Linked DNA regions of Mus musculus: region 1 is linked to region 2. Evidence: chromatin loops called from intact Hi-C (ENCODE). Cell type or tissue: gastrocnemius. All regions are shown on one strand. Links, peaks and the distances in the headings refer to the core of each region. The heading gives the core; the rest is flanking DNA. Region 1 overlaps Frmd4b (FERM domain containing 4B). Region 2 overlaps Frmd4b (FERM domain containing 4B).

Evidence for each region. A loop is a pair of places that touch in the nucleus more often than their neighbours do. Peaks named below come from ENCODE experiments on the same cell type or tissue, not always from the same donor. Only the 100,000 strongest peaks of a DNase experiment are listed, where the experiment ranks them.
Region 1: a loop joins it to region 2, with 1.8 times the contacts of the local background. A loop is called at or near these places in 4 of 42 quality-filtered maps.

What each region holds. Positions count from the first base shown.
Region 1 is chr6:97,300,722-97,308,758 of GRCm38, forward strand. Frmd4b (FERM domain containing 4B) reads right to left here. Exons shown (of 23, transcript NM_001346637.1): 13 at 7,893-8,031; 14 at 7,306-7,447; 15 at 5,958-6,091; 16 at 5,758-5,877; 17 at 4,426-4,654; 18 at 1,568-1,624. Among named protein-coding and RNA genes, the nearest start is that of Gm32191, 52 kb to the left of the region's middle. In gastrocnemius, for the core only: no CTCF peak of the experiment used is centred there; DNase peaks (open chromatin) are centred at 4,417 and 5,849; H3K4me3 peaks cover 979 bases; H3K27ac peaks cover 1,192 bases.
Region 2 is chr6:97,391,609-97,399,645 of GRCm38, forward strand. It overlaps Frmd4b (FERM domain containing 4B), which reads right to left. Exons shown (of 23, transcript NM_001346637.1): 5 at 4,585-4,669. Among named protein-coding and RNA genes, the nearest start is that of Frmd4b, 92 kb to the right of the region's middle. In gastrocnemius, for the core only: no CTCF peak of the experiment used is centred there; DNase peaks (open chromatin) are centred at 4,110, 4,422 and 5,113; H3K4me3 peaks cover 528 bases; H3K27ac peaks cover 750 bases.

The DNA of each region.
Region 1 (8,037 bases), core at 3,443-5,942, 90 kb before region 2:
GATTTCTGTGAGTTTGAGGCTTGCTTAGTCTGCGTAGTGAGTTCCAGACTAGCTAGCGTTACATCGGGAGAGCCTGTGTATACAGAAAGGAAGTGGGGTGGAGAGGAAATCCCAACTTGCAAAAAGCCAAGCAGACATGCCAGATGGGTTTTGTTCCCCTTTGAAGACCTGAGGCCTCTGAGGCCACAGGCTCATCCTATGGGGGGTGGGGGGGTGGGGCTTTATTGGTTAAGGTGTGGCATATTCACCACCAACACGTGCATTTTCAAAAAATAAATGGCGTGTGTGTTGGTCTGCAGCTCAAAGCAGGACCCTGAAGTAGTGAGATTTTACTTATGATCAAACTCAAAGAAAAAGCAGTCTAGGGGAGGGGTGCAGGGGGTGGGGCCAGTACAGGGAAGTGGCTTCCCGAAATACTTCAAATCATATCAGACAGATAGTCAATCAGGTGGTTACGTATAAAGAATTACAAGGAAGTTTTCAGTCCCTTGATAGGAAGCACATCCCGTCCCAGGACACACTGAACCAATATTCGCCACTGTCACACACATAGTGCTTATTATGGCCTATAGGAAATGGTAAAAATGACATGAAATCTAATTTCATAAGATGAGCTTTTCTTCCTAAGGAAGATAAAATCAATCCCCACTTCTCTAGAAGGCAGTGCTATGCAAAGGGTACACTATAGTTTCCTGGTTTGATGCTGGACTCCAGATATGGAATCTATCACCACTGGAAATTGCTAGGTGAAAGACCGCGTAGCTTACACAGTTCTGAGTCTTTATTTAAAATACAAAGTTTAAAAAGAAACACAAAGTTTAAAAACAGAACTTTAACACCCTTACAGACAGACTTATTCATGCTATGGGTTTCTGATTAGGTGGACCTGTTTTTAATACTAGCCTGCATATACGATAATTAGACCTCCCTCCCCTATCATTTGTATAAATAAAGTTAGTTTATTCTCCTTTTCTTCAAAGAGAAATAAGTAGGCTTCCCTTTGATGTTGTTGTTGTTGTTGCTCTTTGTTAGACAGAGTCTTATGTTTAGAACTCATTATGTAGCAAAGGAAGGCCTTGAACTTCTGCCTGTCTTGGTTCTGTTTTCCAAATACTGGGACCATAGGTATGCATCATAAGACCTGGATGATTGGTGTTGGGGATCAAACTCAGGGCACCATGCACATTAAGCATTCTAACAGCTAAGCTACATCTTGTGCCCAAGTTTACATAAATTAAAAAAATTATCTTAGGAGCAGGAAAGAGAGAGAGAGAGAGAGAGAGAGAGAGAGAGAGAGAGAGAGAGAAGGCTCAGTTGTTAAGAGTGCTTACTTTACTGAATTTTACAAGGACCTGAATTCAGTTCCTAGTACCCAGGTCAGAAAGGGTAACAAAATGGCCTGTAACTCCAGCTCTGGGGGATCCAGGTTCCTTGGGTACTCACATATATATGGTCTACACACACACACACACACACACACACACACACACACAAATAAAAATCTTAAAAAATGATCTTCACTCTTTAGAGTATCTAATGTTTTTAAGTGATAAAAGGAGCCACTTACGGTCGTCATAGGTGGTGGTGTCGGACAAAGAACTGCTTTCCGATGGAATGATGTCTTCTGTGAATATAAATAGCTGCCTTTAGGATAATTGTGCATTTATACAATTAGAATGAGTTCAGCGAAGCAATTTTCAACTGAGTGCATTTTATTTTCATTTAGATAAATGTAAGCAATTACAGCGCATTAAGAATAATTAGCTGTTGTCGGAATCACTTACATTCTACTGGAGATAAAAACCATCTGACCTATTGTGCAGATGTTACAATGGATTACTCACTCCTCAGTATCCAGAGGGGAGACTGGTTCTTGGTCTCCCCGAGGATAACAAATCTGAGGGTGTTCCATAGTTCTCTTGCACACTGTGGGTACTGTCTCTATTACTTATAATTCTTAATATCCGTTCTATTGTAATGCTTATCAAATAATATGTTTAGTGCAAAGACAATATTCCCACAAATATTTTGAGTTGAGGCTGGCTGTTATCTGCAGATGTGGAATCTGAGGCTGGAAGGGCTAGCTAGCTATGTTTCTTTTTTCCTTCTCTCTTACTTTCTCAATCTCCTCTCCTCCCCACCCCCTTTCTGGAGACAAGGTTTTATACAGAAGCCCAGGCTGCTCCTGAATTGTCTACATAACTAATGATAACCTTGACACTTCCAAGTCCCAAGTGCTAGGATTGCAGGCATGCACTACCATGTCTGGTTTTATGTGGTGTTAGGGACTGAACCCATGACTTCATGTATTCTGGGCAATACTGATCGAGTGAAATTTTCAGCTCTTAACTGTATCACTTTCAATAGGATTAAAAGTCACAGAGTTTGGGTCTTAAGCTAGTTTGCAATGTTTTCTATACCTTGAGACTGAATTCCATATTTGTTCTAAGGAGCTCTTCTGTACAATGCAGAAACAGTGTCTGCTTACAGATCAAAAACAGCCATCTTACCCTCAATGCTGTCAACCCCCAAATGCCCACAAATATCACCAAATATTTCTTAGGGTGTGGGCCTGAAGGGCAAAACTGTCCCTACTTTAAAAGCTCTGAATCAGAAGATCTGAGTTTAAATCTTGTTTTTGTCATTTATTGTCCACGGGAGCTTGGGCAAGTTGCTTCATCTCACTAAGAATCTTTGGCTCAGCTCTGCAGTGGGGAAAACAACAGTGCCCATTGCACAGTGCTGAGATGAGCTATTTGATTAACTAATGGCATGCAGATTTTAGCCAGCTCCAGGCACACAACAAATGCTAGATAAATACCAACTATACTTCTTCATTTTATTACCCGTACTTGGCTGTCTGACTGGGAGTGACAGCCATAGTGCTTTGAACATTTCTGATGCCCATTTGGTAGAATAGAGTCGGCTCAGATGTGTTGATATGATTTTGCAAACCATCCCACATTCAGCATGGAGTGTTTTGGTGGAAGGTTCTAGCCAAATACAACACCTCAGTGTAAGTTTTAAAACCACTGTGAAGGGACCGTCATCATTCAAAGTCAAATGCTAATCTTTATTCGAGCCGGGTGGACTCTCTCTTAATTAGAGCACAGTGGAACTTGAAGGCGAGATGCCAGGATAGTCAGCTGCTGGGTTCACTTACACAAACATCTATCCAAAAGATGCTCAACCAATGGTACCATCTGCTGTCCAAATGCCAGCCACCAAAAAGGAGAACACTTGGGGCTAGCACAGCTTGAGGGTGAATTGGCTGTGACAAATGGCCATGAACATAACGCACACTGTTAATCACCCATGTCTGGAGGCAAAGAACGCAACCATCATCAAACCAACTGGATTGTACCTTTAGAGTCTCCAGCTCCAGTGGACTAACATTTGTGTGTTAATGTCTGTATATTCGCTTCCAGAAAGTCATGTCTCAGCTTGATGAATCATAGGCTCTAAGCCTGGCCTGCTCTAAACTCAGCTTATCTAATAGAAAATGTATGATTATTTCGTGTTCCTGTGAAGATGTAAGATAGCAGTTATGATGATAACCCATCAGCCAGTGGAGGAATGGCCTCAATTTTTCAGGCGTTAACACACAAAGGGGAGGAAAGGCTTGGGTTTAAAGAAATAATCAATAATTGTCTCTAAAAACCACATTAGTGTTTGCATAAGGTCAATTGGACTTTAAATTGACATAAAAAGACTTCGCCATTTGTTTTATTATTTTTTTTCCTGAATATGAACTTCATAGATACAAGATGTTGAGAATCTTGGAAATAGAAGAGAATTGGTGTGCTTGCAACTCTGTGGCGATTAGTATTTTGAAATAGTTCCCTATCAGTCATCCTGTGCGCAGGTTTATACAAAGTCAGAATTACCTTGTGGTTATAATCTTATCTCTCATCTTTCCGCATTCCATGTTATCATTTACCATTTGCCTACTCTTCCCCTCCCCTCCCCCCATTCGCCTGCTCTTAAATACTCTCTTGCAATGGGATAATCATAGGACCCCCTTCTCTATCAGCACACGTGCAAGAACGGTCTCCAAGAAAATGCAGGGTATGCTGCATTCAAACATCTTGCAGAAAGGCTTCTATCTAAAGCTCAGTGTTCTGACGTGCCGGCATCGTGAAAAGTATATGGGGCAGTGACTCCAGGCCAGTTACAGGGAGTCTGTTATATCGTGAGCCAACATTCCTGTGAGCCTTTACCCTGAAAGTTCATATCCTGTCCTATGGAACTGCAACGGTGAGCCTGCTGCCGTTGACACACGCCTTTGACACTGAAAATTCAACTGTGTCTACCCGGTTGCTTTGGATGCTGTTCTGCTCTTTCACCAGAGTGAACAAGCTGAGGACTGGAACATCCCAGCAGGAGACCTGAGCAGGGGCCTGCCCACAGCTCACCATTACCCACCTGGTGGGACAACGGCAGCCTTCTGGCTGGGCTTCTTGCCACATCGGATTCGGTATTCGTTGATGGAATTTTCAATCTCCTGCAGTCTTTTCACAGCGTCTGTGTAATCTTGCTTTCGCTTTTTCTTCACGGTTTTACAAAGGTCGGGCTCACTGGCGAGCTTCTTTGCAGCCTCAACCAGCTTCTGCTGTATCAGGAAATTGCTCTCCAGTTCTTGTAAAGCCGGATCCTGCATTTAGACAATGACACAGCTTTATTTTTATGTGTGACACACATAGTCACTCTCTCGCATTATGTCTGGATAGTAAGGAAAGATTCTTGCATGTTCCTGAGTAATCCACCCTTTGGGCACGAAACTGTCCACATTTGAATAATGCAAGCATCCTCAGACCCTCTCTAGGAAGACAAGACCTATCTCATCCACCTTCACATCACCTCACAGTCCAACCTCTTCTTTTTTAAGGAGGAAAATGACTTTGCATCCATTCTCTTGGCTGGCATAAGGCCAGTTTTCAGAAAGAGACTCTAACCTGTGACTCACACGTGAAGAATGTTACATTCATAGGTGGCCCTTTAGAGACACGTCGTTTGGGTCTGACTACCCTTTCTGGTTGTTCCTGGTAGCATGACTGAATATACTACTCATAAATAATCTTTTAATCCTTTAGCTTTCTGAATTTGCAAAAGGAATAAAGTACTTTATGAAAGCGTGCTAAAGATAAGCCGACACACCATGCGAGGGGCTTAGGCCAGACCTGAGTGCATAGGCAGGTACTCAGCAAATATCAAAACTTGCCTCTATTACAAATGGCAGCTGAGATAGTGAAATTCCTGTAACAACCACGGGGTGGGTCATAATGGCATAATTGCTAGTGAGAGCATACACTCTGTTGACCATCAAATCCTTTAACTTAATTATACTGAATGTTGTATATGCTATCTCACTTAACCCTTACTGCACCCTTCAGAGGGGATGGGCACCATGATGACCACTTTATAGATGAACGGACACTCCAGGGTGATGAAACAATTTGCTGAAGGCTACTTGGTTTTAAGCAGAAGGATCTGAAGCTAAATTCCAATCTTAATTTCTGTAATACTATTGATAACTTCTTCCCAGGGCTCGTAGAATGCTCTCCATGACATGGCGAACAAAATAATAAGGATCTCAATTTTGCTCCGAGCGTGCATGAAAGAGTGTGCCATGTGGTCTATTTCTGTGGCTCAGAGAAAAATCTACAGCATGATTCTGAACCGAGGGAATAGATGGAGGGTAGGGAACAGACAGCTCCTCCATCCTGTGCACACCACGGCCCAGCGCCACCATCATACCTCCTCAGTAGGCAGTAAGTTGTCATCTAACTTGAACGTGGTCCCCACTCGCCTCCTGACCTGAGGGGGCTTCTCGCCTATGTTCAGTGGATACTCCTTTGGCATTCTGCCCGTGAGCTCCTGTAAAACAGGACAGGGTCAAGAGCACGTAAGCGACACAGTTACCCAACACAAAGCCAGCAAGGCCAGGGGCCACTCACGGCCTCCCGCAGGCAGATCTTCTTCAGCTCCTCCACTTTCTGCAGGAGCTTTTCTTGCAACAGCTTCTCCTTCTTCTTGAGTTCCAGAATCTTCTCCCGCTTTTGCTCCTCCATGCCTTCCGAGTCCTGAGAACCTGGAGTGGGGGCAGGGCGGGGAGGTTCACACCGGGCCTGTTTCCTTCCTTGCTGAGTAAGGGACAAAGGGCTGGGGAGGCGAGCTGGGCCCCAATGCTGCTTTTATTTCTTTTCTCCTTGTTTCTGAACATAATGAAAGGAAACCAGGAGACCGTTCACATGCTCCTGGCCATCGGGAAAAGCCTGGTAAGAAAATGTCTCCTGCACTTCGTGGCTGAGTCATTTTGGAAGCCCCAATAAAATGCTATGGGATTCAGGCATACACAAGGAGAAATTGCATTTTTTTCCTCTTTTCTTTTCTTTTCTTTCCTTTTTTTTTTTTTCCTTTTGGAATGAAGGGAAGATGGTCCCTGAGAAGGCCCCACTCCGTTTTTTTTTTTTTTTTTTTTTTTTTTTTAAGAAAGTAAGCAAGCAAGGCAATGGAATGTTCTATGCAAAGGAACCCCCCACTCCCCTTACTTCACCTACAAGCAGAATTAGAGGGGAATTAGAAAAGACAAGCCATTTAGTGACGTTCCACAGACTTAGCGATAAGAGACTCCAGACCTCCCACAAAGGAAAGGGCTGGGTGCAACGATTACAGTCTAGGAACTAGGTACTTGCCACTGTGCACAGATAGACTTTTATGTTCTGTGGAGAATTCGTGGCATCAACCCGGCAGGGAGTCAACATCTTTTAAGACAGCCTTGGGTACTCGGTATCTCTGTATGTCATGGTATTTATACAGCTTGACTACTTTCAATTTAGCTTCATATTCTTTAAAAATCGTTAAAGGATGGCTGGCGGTGGTGCATCCCAGGGCAGTAAGTTTGAGGCCTGCAGGGGTTATACAGTGAGCCCCTATCGCAAAATAAATAAATAAATACATACATCAGATTAAAATGAATTCAAAGCTTTTGCATACTGTTGCATTTTAATAAAACATCTTTGGTTTGGTTTTTATTGTTTTGTTTTGGGCCTCAACAAGTTGCATTTGGAAACGATCTGTAGCAAACACACAAAGATTGCTTATACTTTCTTTCTTTCTTTTTTGCTTGTTTGTTTGTTTGTTTGAGACAGGGTTTCTCTGTATAGCCCTGGCTGTCCTGGAACTCACTCTGTAGACCAGGCTGGCCTCGAACTCAGAAATCCGCCTGCCTCTGCCTCCCGAGTGCTGGGATCAAAGGCATGCGCCACCACACCCGGCTTTATACTTTCTTGAACAGGGAAATACCTGAGGATATCAGGCTGCCATTGCTTGCCATGATGAACTGACTCTTTGCTTCCAGAGTCACCAGTTTGGAGCCCCTCTGTGTTCCAGTCTCTGTTAAGTCCATGGCGATGTCGTCTAAGCTTCTGGCTGAAGGAATTTTTGCCTATGAGGTGAATAACATTGAAGTGTAATTAACATAATCACATTTTAAAGCAATACAACGATTAGGTTACTGTGCAATCAAAGATGTCAACATGGGGCAGTTTAGATCTGTAAAGTGGGACTTTGAAAAGAACAGAAAACTTTAGTTTTGTAAGTGGAAGTTTTCAGCAAAGCATGCAGGATCCAGTCACTAACTTTAAAATGTCACCAGCAATGTCACCGCTGGAGGAACATATGCATACCAAATGTCACAACCTTTAAATTTTATATATATATATATATATATATACATATATATATATATATCCCATCTCTTAAAAAAATATATGAAAAAAAAACAAGACAGTTGGCAGCAAAGTTTAAAACATTTTTTTTCTTACATGTTTTCTGAGAAAATTCATTTCCGAACAGAGAGAAAAAGGACTAGAGCCCCTCCAGAAACTCACTTTGCTCTGCTTCCGGTCCAGGTAGAACTGATGCTGGCTAATGGCCATTACCCAGATGGACTTGATGAGAGAAGAGTTTGCATACCAGGTTTGTACAAACAGGCCACTCTGTCCAAAGGTTCTTCTAGACACTGAAATCCTAAAA
Region 2 (8,037 bases), core at 2,813-5,312:
GAGATAGAATGTGTTCTCTTCTGTGAAAACGTCCATCCTCGCCCCCCAAAACAAATCTCAACAGTTTTCAAAACACTTGAGAATTTGGCAACATAAACAGTGAGCCTGGAACAAACCAAGTCTCATAGTGTCCCTACTTACTGCTGAGGCTTCCAGACTCTGAGCATGACGGAGCACAGCAGACACCTTGAGCTGAGTTGGAGTTGGAAGATTGAAGAACTGAACTGAAAAGACTCTGTAGAACAGAGCCCCGAGGGAAGCAAGATGGGGCTTGGGGGTACTGGGCAGACTAGCAACCACCCTGCATGAAGGATTACCTGAAGGTGGAAGCTCATGAAAGGCTGGAAGTGAACAGTGCTTGGTCCTCATTCAGGATGGGAAATGGTACATGATGCCTTAAGGCAGACTAGGAAACCTTTGAATTCCGGGTACCCAGAAGCAGACCCAGGAGTCTTGCCCAGGTGATGGGAAACAGTTAGTTGACAGTAGAGTGAGCTCTGTTCTGGGCTTGCCTACCAAATCATAAAAACAAGTCTGGAAAAAAGCAAACTGCATCCTAATAACTAGACTGCACCCAGAAACAAATACGAAGAATATTTATGTGTGGATAAAAGCAAGTAGCGTTCAAAAAGATAAAATTAGTAATATCTAGGGGGTTGGTGAGATGACTCAGAGGTAAGAGCACTGGCTGCTCTTCCAGAGGATCTGGGTTCCATTCCCAGCACCCAAATCAGGCACATCAAATTTTAAAACTTTTAAGAAGATACAACAAGCAATTGCTTAACAGGCAATCACATGTCATCAGGCTGGCAAAACATGGCTAGAAGGAAAAATGACGTCAACCCAAGACCACCCAGAACTGAGGCATAAATTAGTCTATGTGGCCAAGGATAGGAAAATACCTATCACTATTACATTTTGTATGGTCTGAAGTTAAGTAGTCACATATACCTGTACAACATCTCTTTTTAAAAAATCCTTCTTATAATAAATGCTCAAACACCCCCCGAGGATACAACAACAGAAACGACATGAGGTAATATGCATACACACACATACACACACATGTATGCACGCACACACATATGCACGTACACACACATGCACTTGTACACATGAACACATGCCAACCCTCATACATGCGTACAAACATAGACTGCCCCCCCACCACATATGCACACAGACATGCACACATGGGAAAAATATACAACAACAAACATGCAACCAAAATAAACCAAAACAGAATACCTCAACCCTAAATGAAAACAAAGAAACAACTTAAGCCTTAGAGTCACTTCTAATGGCCTGGTACCAGCTCCTGAGACTATGGCCACAAACCCAGGTGGGGTAACATGACTGAATGTGGAGTTTGTGAGAGAAAAAAAATCTGGCAACAGTAAAAGGTTTCTGAATATGCCACAACCAAAGCCTGATTCACAGTCAGCTGTGTGAGGAACCAGATGTTTCAGGCGGTGCTTGCCTGTGTTGCCTCTCTCCACATCACTGCAGGCTCAGTTCTGAACACACAGCATGCATACTTTGCCCTGTGCACAGCTTACATAAGAACATGCCAGCTAGCAATGCCTGAAACCAGACAACCCACAGTTACCTACGCTGAGTGTTAGGTACTGGAGTGTTTTGAATGTGCGTGCAAGCTTTTCTCCACTTGCAGAAGTATAATGATTTCATTATGAAGAACAAAGAATGGTGCTACCTCCCTACCACGATGTCTCAGCATGGAAGTACCAAATTAGTGTCTCTTTGGATTGCAGTGTATCAGAACACTTGATTTTAAACATGGCTGTTTGGGTAGGTGGCTTGAGTTTCATGGAGTTTCACTTGGGATTAGGACCAAATTTCCAACAATTTCTCAAATGTCCTTGAAACACAACACTTCTGCTACATCTGCATTTCACAGTTGTATGAAAAAGTGTTCTTAGCACTGACAATTATAACACCAAAATGTTAGTTAACTATGAAAAATTTTGAAGATTTCCTACATCCTATAATAACCAACCTTCAGCCAAGATTGAATTCTATATATAAAAATAAACACATCCATTTCAGTAGTATGAACATTTACTTTTAGCTTTAAAAAAATGGTAAGATGTGTGCATATATCAAAAAATTGTTTTAAAATGAATCTCTATATGATTTGTTACCAATAATTTTGATACCTATTTTATATACCTAGATGTCTGGAGTCACATAAAAAAAGAGGTCACAAGGAGATTACTGATCACCCAGCTCAGCCAAATTGTTGAGTCCCAGGTCCTAGTGAGAATCTGTCTCAGAATACAAGATGGACAGACAGTTCCTGAGGAAAGACATCCAAGGTTGTCTGATCTGTACCGGCACATGCACACACATGCACTGGCACACATATGACCCACATACGTGTAAGCATACACAAATACCTCGCAAATACCACACCCCCCACATACACACCCCTTTCTAAATCTAATATAAAGAATAAACCTAGAAACCCAAAACACTTAAGTCACAAGAAACACGAAGAAAGCTGTATCACGGTATTGATACACATAATCAAACTGTCTCAAGTGGAAACTTGGAAAAACAGCTGGAGAAAAAGACACTTCACACACTGAGCCACAAAGACTTGGTGTGGCGGCAGATACCCCATCAGCAACAACATAAGAAAAATCATAATGAATCATTATTTTTGTAGAAATGAAAAAACTGCCAATGTATGCTTTTATATCCTATGGACTAACATTCAAAAACTGAAGACAAAGGCCAGCCAGTGCTTTCAGAAAGAAGCTTGGAAGGATAAGTCACCAGCAGACTCACATGGTATGGGGAATGTTACCCAGTGTCTTTCAGGTGGAAGAAAAGTTAAGTCAGGCAGAAAAGAGTGAATGAAGACAAAACAGAAATGGGGGCCCCAGTGATAACCATGCTTTTATAGTGTTTAAATATCTTTGAAGGTGATCAAAACTTCACACAGAAGTAGTGATGTCCCCAGTATCTGCAGCAGAGCCAAAAGTGAGGCATGATGGGAACTGTCTACACGGAGAAACGGAAGGAGCTCACAGGATGTGTGCAATGCTGGGGCTTCCCTGAGACAGATGTGGTTCGCTGAAGATGTATACCGTCAACTCAAAAGCAATCATGAAGACAGCAAACCAAAGAGAGTTCATCCAACCAGGGCGGTAAAGTGAGGTCATAAAACACTCAGTGAAAGGCCGGCGAGATGCTAAATCCCTTGCCGCGCAAGCACTAATCCTCAGAGCTCATGGGAAGCCAGGCACAGTCTGTGTGTAATTCCAGTGCTCACGGGGGATAGGAGACAGTGCTAGGAGACTAAAGAGCCAGGCAGTCTGGCAGACACAGTATGTGAGCACGGTCTCGGACAGGTGGTAGGTGAGGATCATCTCCCAAGGTTGTCCTTGAACTTCCACACATGTGCATTGGCAGGGATGTATAGTTACTCACATATGTACATATACATACATCACACACACACACACACACACACACACACAAATTCAACAGAAATAAAAAAACATAGGAAGGTGCCACACCTGCACCAGGGCTGTCAGTAGTCATAGCATATATAACTAGCATAAATACTCCAGTGAAGAGACAGAGTATGAAGGCCAGCGCTGACTCGAGCCTGAGGGTCTTGAGTTTTCTGTTACTCATGTAAAAGAGAGAACGGACTCCACCCCTGAAAGCTTCCTTCTGATCTCCCTATGTGTGCCTTAGAGTGTGCAGCCCTGCACCGTGACACACACAATACAAATAAATAAAGATTAAAAAAAAAATAGCCTGGGCTGCATAACAACAGTCTTTCCCCAAACCCAGCCAGCTCCCTCCCCAAGGCCCACACTAAGGCCATACAGAAGCAAATGAAACCAAACCAAACTAGGCAGGCATTTCAACTTAGCTGCTGTATCACTTCAATCCCGACCCTCTCTCTCTCTCTCTTTTTTTTCTGAAATGTTTAACTGATGTTTGTAAAAGTAACTCGTCCTTGAGGGACAGAAACAAAACAGAGGAAAACAACCTCAGCTGGCCCACGACTAAAGAGAACCGACCTGCTGCTGAAAGTGGTCAGTCGAGCTCAGCTGCCAGCTCTGTTTCCTTGGAGCTAAGGTGGGAGTGGCCTTAGGGACTGGCAGGCTGGACGGGAACTGGGATTGCTTTTTTTTTTTTTAAGTATGGTGAATGCTAAAACGAGGAGGCTTCCTGCACTCTGAAGGGATCCATCTTTCTGTCTTTCTTGCTCATACCGTGGGGAGCCTCCCTTGGCTACCTTTGAAGCAGTGACTTAGTGGAGGTGTAATTATCCCGCTTCACCATCCGGCATCTGAAGAAGGGCCCAGGAGGGGAGGGCTGAGGAGAGTGCCTGGGGAGGGGAGAGGGGTTGGGATGGGGTGGGTTGAGGAGAGGGCCTGTTGAGGAGTGGGTTGGGGGGAGGGGTTGCGGAGGGGTAGGTTGGGGAGCTGATATTGAGGAGAGAGACTGTATTCTTTCCCAAGTTAGGATGTAAAAGGGCAGGCAAGACCATGTCACAGTCTCCGGGGAGACATCCCACGAACACACAAACAAGTGTCTTACCTTGTGTACACAGGCCTTTGCGTTCAGGAAAAACAGCTCCACGGTGTTCTTATCCTTTAGGAAGGATATGCTCTCGATGTAGAACCTGAAAGACAGTGTACGGAGTTCAATCCTTCAGACTTGACTTCCAGCTCTTGGCATGATTTCATTTCCTCAAAGACAGCGTTAAGGAGCCACATGGTCCTGCTTTGGTTTTTATGTCGCACACCACCTCAGTGCTCCCACACACCTACCTGCAGATGAAGTCGCCTACAGAGCATTAACTGTGTGTAGGCCGTGAGTTAAAGTGAGATTCAGCATGGGGTCCACCTGCAAACACTGTGTGTGTGTGTGTGTGTGTGCTCTCCCCCACACACAACTCATTCCGTGAACACACAAGCCCGGTGAAGAGCCCAGAGCAAGCAGGCCATGTCATCTGAATGTCAAGGCATCCTGCTGGTCCAGCAGTGACCAGCGTTGGGGTTGGTGGGGGACTCCAGGCCTTACCCCATCTCACACAGAGTTACAGTTAGGCCGGCTCTTTCCCTTTCTTTGCGGAGCTAGGGTTTCCCTTGGCTGGAAGCCAAGCTCCCCTTAGCTGTTAGTTTTGCTCTTTTCTCATGCAAATCAGGGCACAACAGGCCTCATTCCCCTTGCCCTTTTTAAGATTTTCCTTGTACAGTGTGTGAGCCAACACAGATTCTAAGTTCCCTTTTAGCTGGGGGTGGGGGGATGGGGGTGGGGGGGGAGGGTGGTTCTGACAGCTTTGAGATGGGAAGGGAGGAAGGCATCGAACCTTCCTCAACAACACACAGTGCTAAAAGCTGTCTAGGGAGGACTGGGGCTCTGCGCTGAGCACAGGTAAACCTGAGCCCTGGCATTTTTTTGAGTTCTAGAATCTTCTTGTTAAATTATACAGGAGGGACATAATGTCCTAGGGCAACTCACACAGCTGGGGTCCTCAAAAGGAACTTGCTCTCAAACCAGTGAGAATGGAAACACAAGAGGACTGTGGTAGGGGAATGATCTCCTCAGGCCATAGGGAAGTCACATGGGGAAGTCACATGGGGAAGTCACATGGGGCTTGGGCATTTTGTTACTTTTTTCCTTTCTTGTTAATGAAATATGTGAGCCACTAATGCAGCTGAAAAGGCTGTAAAAGAAGTTGTCACCGAAATGTTAAGATGGTTTGGAAAATGGCACCTCTGTGTGTTGCCTTGTCAGGCCGAGGCTCCAGGAGGAGAATAAATCTGGGATATTTGTACTTAAAAGGGTTTAGCTCACTGCTAAGTGAGATTAATGGAGGCTGGGAGACTTGGTTTTTGAAAAGTGTGAGGGCAGGAAAGGAAATGAGGAGTTATGGGAAAACAGGCTTTTGAATAAGAAAAATCTAGACTGTCATCTCTGTTTATTAACATGAACAGAGGTGTGTAGTCTTGTGTCTTTATCAAGGTAAGTGTCATGGCTGAACTTATAACTTTGGAGAGTTGAAGTTAGATATTAAGTGTGAACTATTTTCTTTTTAATCTTATGATTGCTAAGAAAATCTCTCCCCTGTCCTTCTGATTCATGGATGGCACTGGTTTTCAACCTTCCTAATGCTGTGGCCCTTTAATACAGCTCCTCATGTTCTGGTGACCCCCAGCCACAAAGTTACTTCCATTGCCACCTCATAACTGTAATTTTGCTGCTGTTATGAATCATAATAGAAATATCAGATATGAAGAGGGTCTTAGGCGACCCCTGTAAAAGAGTCATTTGATCCCAGAGGGTTGCAATCCACAGGTTAAGAATAGCTGCTGTATAGCAGGAATAAAGTGACATGTGCCATCTGATCTACATAGATCCTTTTGTATCAGGGGGAGCTACTGATACTTTACTCGGAGGGCTCTCCTGTGATCACAAGACATTACACAACAAATGGGGTGGCCAGTACAATGCCTAGGTATGGTAAGTGTTAGCATTCTGTCTAAAGTCCACCCCTACTGTTACCTGGCAATAACCAGGTATGCTCCTCCCCACAGTCTTTGACTCTATAAAGATAACCCAAGGAGGTTTCCAGTAAGAGACTGGAGGGGCAGCATCAGGATCCTGGCTGTTGATCTGCCTCCCGCCATATGCTGGGCTATGCTCAGAATTCTCATGTATTCTCCCGTTTAACCGTCACAGGCTCAGGTCTGTTATCATCCTTTCATGGGAATAGCCACGGAAAGTCAGAGCTCTGCTTGAAGAATAGGCTACATCTGACTTGGCCTCTTTCGACTCTATTGAGAATACTGTTAACTTCTTTCTGGCTGCCTCTCCAGCTGCTGCTGGGTGAGCAGTTGTACAGGAAGCTAAGCCCTCAGGAACCGCAGCTATCTCATTTATGTTAATAAACTTATTGAGAAACAAGACTGGTGTCATCATTAGTGTACTAACATGTATGAACATATGTTTTCTCTCTGCCTTCAAAACAGCAAAGCCAGCACTTCTGGGCAGCAGCGAGCAGGTGATAGATCTTGAGCTAAAGTGTACAGTTGGAGCTGCCTAGAAGGGAGAAGCTCCCCCAGAGAAGAGATCTCCTAGCCCAGAATCCCCTGCCATACCAAAGACTCCCAAACCTACCTTCCATTCCAAGAGTCTCTATTTCTATCCCTCCTTTACCTTTTAAAATCACACTCTGTATTCAATAGAATATCTCCTGTCCAAAAGATTCATTTTGTACATTGTTGAGAGTACAGCGATGAAAACAGAACATTCATTGTCAACCATCAGCCAGCCAGACATGAATTTATTTATGACTAGAAATTATACCTTTACCAGACACTGAATACCTGATTGGCAACAAACATTGAGAAAGATAACGGGGAAGTTAGGGGCAGTAATGACGGTATTGATAAGGACAGTATTGATAACCATTTACCTAGAGTGCTCTAGGAGCTGGCCACTGGGTAGGAATTCCCCATATTGTTTTTATCTCCACTTTTTAGGTTGAAGAGAACTAGAGAACGTACTTGCCAAACAGAAACATTCAGATCTGTAGAATTGGCTACTGAGTGACAACCTACTTGGCTCAAAAGGATCAACTATATCACACCATTCTCATCCAAAGACACTGAAGATGAACAGGTTTCCCTTCAGAGACCACCCGTCATAAAGGAGAAGCAGCATACACAGCCATAACACAACACGCTGATTACTCTCATTCAGGCATTCTGTCACTCTGGACTACTGCAGTGACTACCTCTCACAGAATAGAACTGTACAAAAACCATAAGCGCAATGGACTTTCACTCTGATGAGGTCATAACAATTCTTTCACCCTATTTAAAATCCAATTCTCATTCAGATTTTCTCTCTCTCGCCAGCACTTTCTTCTTAAATTCTGTATCTGAATCAATAACACTGAATTGATCTGCAAGGAAAATCACATGTGCGAAGCCAGAAGGCTGCTGGTTGGATATGAATTGGTGAGGTTGAGCAGGGGACTAT